Regions from separate parts of the Homo sapiens genome. Here region 2 is linked to region 1. Evidence: chromatin loops called from intact Hi-C (ENCODE). Cell type or tissue: natural killer cell. All regions are shown on one strand. Each heading gives the region's core, and the rest is flanking DNA. Links, peaks and the distances in the headings are about the cores only. Region 1 has its middle 12 kb from the start of DRGX. Region 2 has its middle 2.8 kb from the start of SLC18A3.

Region 1 (2,906 bases), core at 222-2,721:
AAATGGAAGATGAAAGCCTTATGACATTAAAAGCTCTCACAAGCTATGAACCTTTCAAAAAGAAAACAGGCGGAGAAGAGGAAGTCCCCCCACCTTGGCCCGGCACAAACAACTTAAAAAAATACAATATAGTCAATATATGTATGATAAACTGTTTTAGCCTGTAAAAATGGAAAAAAGAAAAAACCCTGAGATAAAACAAAATGCCTTTTTGTGTGGCTTGTCAAATCCAGGCACCTGGCATGTGGAGAAATTCCACCATCCCCGAGGTCCTCGGGTTTTAGATTGCTCTCCAGGAGGGCAGACATCCTGCCCTGGTGGCGGGCTCAGAGCCAAAGGCAAGGCCGATAAATAAGTGATGGGATTTCTGGGCACAGAGAGGCAGCTGGGATTACGGTAAATGAAACCTGAACATCGAGGCTCCCACTCACCACTGGACCTGCACAGGTGGATACTCCAAATGATCTCCTTTTGTGCACCCTCACTATAGTTTCATTATGGTCCATTAAACAGCAATAATTAAAACAAAATATATTGGATTTGTTTATCCTGGACTTTGCAAGGAAATGAGATTTGCAACGGTGTTGGTGCACAGTTGAGGACTACAGGACTTGTAATTAGCAGGGTAATTAAGGAGGTGTCGCCTTTTTACTGCAACGGTGAACTTCTCAGGGATAATGAACTCTCCTGGTGGAGGGGAGTCCGGCTGGGGGTAGCCATGGGGACCAGGGGCTGCCTATTGCTGGTCCAGCCAGTAGGGGAGCTGGGGCTCATTTACGTAACAAAATGCTGCATGCCAGGTGCTGTTCTAGAAGCCAGGGTGCACCGTGGAGCTTGCATGAGAGCACTGAGACAGACACCAAGCATGTGCCAATAAAGCATTTGAGAAGGACTTAACAGCTAAGCAGGAAACCAAAGCAAGAATAAAGGTGGAGAGTAGTGGGGACGAGAATTGGGCTTCTTTCGTCTCGGAAGTCTTCTCTTGAAGAGAAGACTTTAAGCCGAGATTAGGATGAAGTGAGGGCCAGAGTCTTGAAGGCCACCCAGGGGCAGCTTTCCAGACAGTGGGAAGGGCAAGGACTGGTGGGAAGGTGGGTGATGGTGTCTGGCCAGGCTGGAGTGGGAACGGGGTACAGGAATGGGTTTTCTCCCCGACTGCCCCCGGTGTGATGCAGAGTGTGAGGACACCCCAGTGACCTCTTGCTCTCTACCCCCTGACACAGAAGGCAGACCTTGTCCCCACTAATTTATTCAATAAAGGCCCTCTCTCCAGGCTGTGTACCTCAGGTGGAGCTAGAGGCAGAGGCACCTGGGAGGACATATTCTTGAGTTGGAGTTGTGAGGTCCAGGGCACATCTCCAGCTTCACCTGTGGTGCCCACCTAAAGGAGAAGGGGTGCCCAGCTACTGTGGGGCTAGGGAGGTAGAATGAACTCCATCATCTGTCCCTTCATCCATCCATTTTTTCATTCCTCCTTCCTCCTTCCATCCACCCACCTATCCATCCATTCTCCACCCAGCAGGCATTTGCAATTTCTGATACCCCAGGCTGTTCCAGGGCCTTAGTAGGAGCAGGAACACCCAGATTGGCCCTGGCTCCTGCCATCCACATGAAGCTCTCTCCAGCGGAAAAGGAGCTACTCCGTCTGCAGTTTGGTGCCACCTGGTGGCAGCTGTTGGCTCTGGCTGAAATCAGTGAGGATGATTCTGGGCTGGGTGGCTCTGTGCAACTTCAGGACAGCAGCAGCTGTTTCAGAAAGTACCAAGTAGGTTAATGCCTCTTCTCAGCCCAGTCTGAGGAAGTTGAGCTGGGAGAATGTTGGGGATGCAGAGACCCCTCCCTGCCCCCACTTCCCTTTTCCCACGATTGGTGGCAGGCTACCTGGCTTCCCACTGTTTCCCCTGTGCTCCCTCGGAGGCAGTGGTTACTACTCTGAATTTACATTTTTATGGAGTTTATAGTTCTGTCCAGTGACCCAGAAAGTATGGCCACTGAGGAGTCTCTCTGTAGGGCTGTAGGCAGAGAGCCCCATCTGCTGCTGACAGCCCTCTGAGACCGTGGGAGGAGCCAAGCGGGTTCAGGGGAGGCTCTGAGGACCACCATATGCCACATGCTAGATGACCCTGCCTGGGAGAAACAGCCAGCAGCCTTGACCTTGACTCCTTTACTATCTGAACTTGTGAGTATCTTTTTTCCTGGCCACGGAAAACAGACCCCTGACCTCATGACTGATTGTCCTAGGACCTGCCTCTACAGGCTTCCAGCTCCACCCCAGAGACCTTTAGCTTTGGGCTACCTGCTTATGACCTCTTCCCCCAGCCAGCCTCTTTACTGAAGCATCTATCTGGAGGCTCAGGGCTTTCCTACAGACCTCTGTCCCTGGCCTGGGTCCTCACATAAGTGTCCAACATCCCAGGCCGTCCCTGAGACCCTGCCTGGCTCTAACTTTGCCACCACTGACTAGAGTGGCTGACTCAGAGGCCTCTGGGATTTGCATGATGGATGTAGTTTTCCACATGGAGCTGTGCTCGTGGGTGTCTCACCACCCAAGAGGATGGGCCACTTGGTTAAGGAGGGGGAGCTGAAGGTTGCTCAAGGTGGAAGTGAAGATGAAGAGAAAAATACTTGCATGCCAATGGTCACTGATGGGCTTTCACAGAAATAGGAAGGACTGTGAGTAATTTGAGGCATCTGCAATATGCTTATTCTTTGATCAGATCATGTATCTACTGAAAATTTATTTTAAGAAAATAACAAAAATTAGCCCAGCAAATTTTTGTATTTTTTGTACAGATGGGGTTTTGCCATGTTGTCCAGGCTTGTCTGGAACTCCTGGGCCTGCCTCAGCCTCCCAAAGTGCTGGGACTACAGGCATGAGCCACCTCCCACTGCTAGTTTTAATTTTT
Region 2 (2,906 bases), core at 307-2,806, 200 kb before region 1:
GTAAAGCAGCATTAGACGCAGATGCTTCTCCCATTGTGCCCCCCACCCCGCAGGAAGTGCCGCGATGCAGTGCAAAGAGTGTGGTCTTTCGAGGCAGACAACCAGGATGGCTCCCAGCTCTGCCACGTACTCATTAGAGTACCTGCAGGGAATTACTTTGCCTCTCTGTCCCTCAGTTAGTTTCTTTGTAAAATTGAATAATAATAGTACCTACTGCTAAGGGGGCCGGGCACACAGTAAGAGCAGTATAAGGACTTGCTATGTTGTTATCGTGTGTAGAATGTGCGGTTTATCCTCATTTTTCACTTGTGGGTCTTGTGAAGAACAGATGAAAGACACAGGGGGCACTTGGCTAGCTGGCTGATCCCTCTGGCTAGGTGGGCATTGTGACTCCAGGCTCTGTCTGGGTTGGTGGAGGACCCGGAGGGCATTGGAATGTCTCCATCTGTCCCTGAGATGGCTGTAGGATGAGGGGATGGGGACCAATGTGTCAGGGTGAGAGGCGGCAGCCTGGCCACCTGTTGCTCAATTCCTTCACCCACCCAGTCACCCTGGGAAAGGAGAAACTCATCCACTGAAGGGCTGCTGCCACCTGCTCTGCAGTGACTGAAGTGCCCTCTGTCTGAGGGAGGAAAAGAGTCCCAATGTGGGCACAGGCCTGGCCCTGGATGACCTTGGGCAAGTCACAGCCCCTCAGTGGGGCCCAGCCTCAGCCTCCGTCTGGTTCAGGTTGAGGTGAGAGCCCACTCACTGCAGCCCTTAGCAGAAGTGCGTGCTGCAGAAGACTCTTTGGAGTGGGCTAATTATTTTAAATTGTATTTGATGGCCTTTCGTCAGTACATGCACACTCTCCAGCACATCCCAATCTCGCCCCAGCTGACTTCACACACTTATGCCACTTGCTGGTTCTCCAGTCATTTCCGTTTGAGACCTCTGGGCTCTTCTGACTCTCCCATTATGAGGCTCTTAAAGGGGCAGTCTCCCAGCCTACAAAACAATTATTATTTATGCACATGCTATTTCCCCTGTCTGATTAAAGAAAGGAGGAAGGAGGACTTGAAGGACAATTTTTTTTTATGTCTAGTGGCTGAAGAACAGAGGAATCATAGAGGACAGGAACTTTCCCAGGGCCTTCAAGGTGCAGACCACATCTCCAGCCCTCTGGCCCACATGGCTGTTCCTGAGCATGAAGCCAGGTATCTCTGGGCTCATGACTAGCTCTCCAGTCCTCGGTTCCTGTATGGCAGGAGGCACACTCATTTATTACTTGCTTTGTGCCAGGAGTATTGTGTGTGCTGTTTTACTCCATTCTCCTGCAATCCTGGTGCAGTGTAGGTGCTATTCCCCTGGTCTTATCAGGTGAGGAAGCTGGGCGTGGAGATGCTGGGTGCTTGCCCAAGCTCCCAGCAGCAGATCCTGGAATTAAACCCAGGCTGGGGGACCTGTCTTGTGGTCCTCACACTGCTTCCCTATTCCCGGCACGGCGTCGTGCTCCTGCTGCTCCATCTCCAAGGTGGCCGCACGCTGGCAGTGTAGGGGTGAGGAGCAGATCAAGACCCATGGGAGGAGGAAGGTCCTGGGCTGGCTCCCTAAGGAGGCTCCAAAGACACTAAACTCCCTCATTCTCTAACTTTCAGATCAGAGGGCAACGCCCCCCCAATCCATCGTGGCTCCAAATACGGGAGTGCCGGGGTTGCAAGGAGGCGTCAGGCCCCTGCAGCAAAAGGCTACGGGAGGGTCTGAGCCGAGATGGGACCTGGCAAAGCCTCTTCTCCCCGCCAGCCGCCGGGAGCTGTCCAGGGTGCTGGCCCCGGCCCCACCGCAACCAAGAAGCCTCCCACGGAGGCCCCGCCCCTCTGGCTTCCTCTTCACTTGAACGCTTGGTAAATTCCTTTCCGGACTCCTCTATCTGAGCATAACTTGCAGGCAACAGAGAACTTCCTGTCCAATCCTGTAGGAGAAAACGGAAGCATTTTTCTCTCCTTTCTCAACCAGAAATAGCAGCTGTTAGGGCAGCGTTCATATCTGGTACTCAATTAAAGTTGAATGAGTAGAGGAAGGAAGGAACGTATTTACTAGACACATAGTAGAGCTTATAAGGCATCAGGCACCGTTCTAAGCATTTGATAAGCACTAACTCATTGAATTCTCTCACCAACCTTCATATTACTTTCTTATAGGCAAAGACACTTAGGTAAAGTAATGTATTCAGTCAGAGAGCTCACAAGTGGTAAAGATGGGATTCCCATGCAGGTGATTTAGTTCCAGCTTCCTGCTCCCAGCCACCATGTGGCCCTGCTGCAGGATGGCTAAAGACTGCGAGATAGCTCACTTGAACATGTCTAGCCCAATGCTTGATACCTAGTAGGAGTTTAATTGTTATTATTTTATATGGATAGAGACAAATTGGTGATTTCTAGCTGACAACACTTCTTCTCATTTTATCCACAAGATACAACTGTGTCCACAGTCTGATGGACTAAAATTTCTTCCTTGCTGGATCAGTGCCCTGTCAGGGGAGGGGGGCTTGCTGGGGATGGGGGAGTCCTGGTGTGTGGGAGTTTGGGAGGGGTGGAAGGATAGCCATGCTGCACCAGTGCCTGGGTGAGGTCTAGGGGGTGTTTGGAGGTCTTGGGTGGGTTGTGGTGGTGGGGTGCTGCTGTGGATGGAGGTGCCAGCCCAGCCTGGCCTCATTTCTGAGAAGGTTGTGGGGCCATGTCATTTCCAGGGCTTTGCCATTTGTTGCTTCCCTGAAACATCTGGTTCCAGAGAGGTGAAACCACTGTATTTCTGTGGAGAAGCAGGCTGGTGTTGGTGATGGCAGTGTGTGGGTGGGGCACCTGCTCCTGATTTATTATTTCTTTGTCTCTCTGGAAGCACTTAAGCACAGGCTTCGTTCCAATCGA

The links. A loop is a pair of places that touch in the nucleus more often than their neighbours do. Peaks named below come from ENCODE experiments on the same cell type or tissue, not always from the same donor. Only the 100,000 strongest peaks of a DNase experiment are listed, where the experiment ranks them.
Region 2: it touches region 1 in a loop (23-fold over the local background); 6 of 110 quality-filtered maps call a loop at or near these places.

Annotation. Positions count from the first base shown.
Region 1 is chr10:49,406,497-49,409,402 of GRCh38, reverse strand. No RefSeq gene overlaps it. Among named protein-coding and RNA genes, the nearest start is that of DRGX, 12 kb to the right of the region's middle. In natural killer cell, for the core only: CTCF peaks have their summits at 1,494 and 1,698 (motif pointing left); a DNase peak (open chromatin) is centred at 1,652; H3K27me3 peaks cover 205 bases.
Region 2 is chr10:49,606,029-49,608,934 of GRCh38, reverse strand. No RefSeq gene overlaps it. Among named protein-coding and RNA genes, the nearest start is that of SLC18A3, 2.8 kb to the left of the region's middle. RefSeq lists an enhancer at 1-288 and a silencer at 1,658-1,952. In natural killer cell, for the core only: no CTCF peak of the experiment used is centred there; a DNase peak (open chromatin) is centred at 1,814; H3K27me3 peaks cover 966 bases.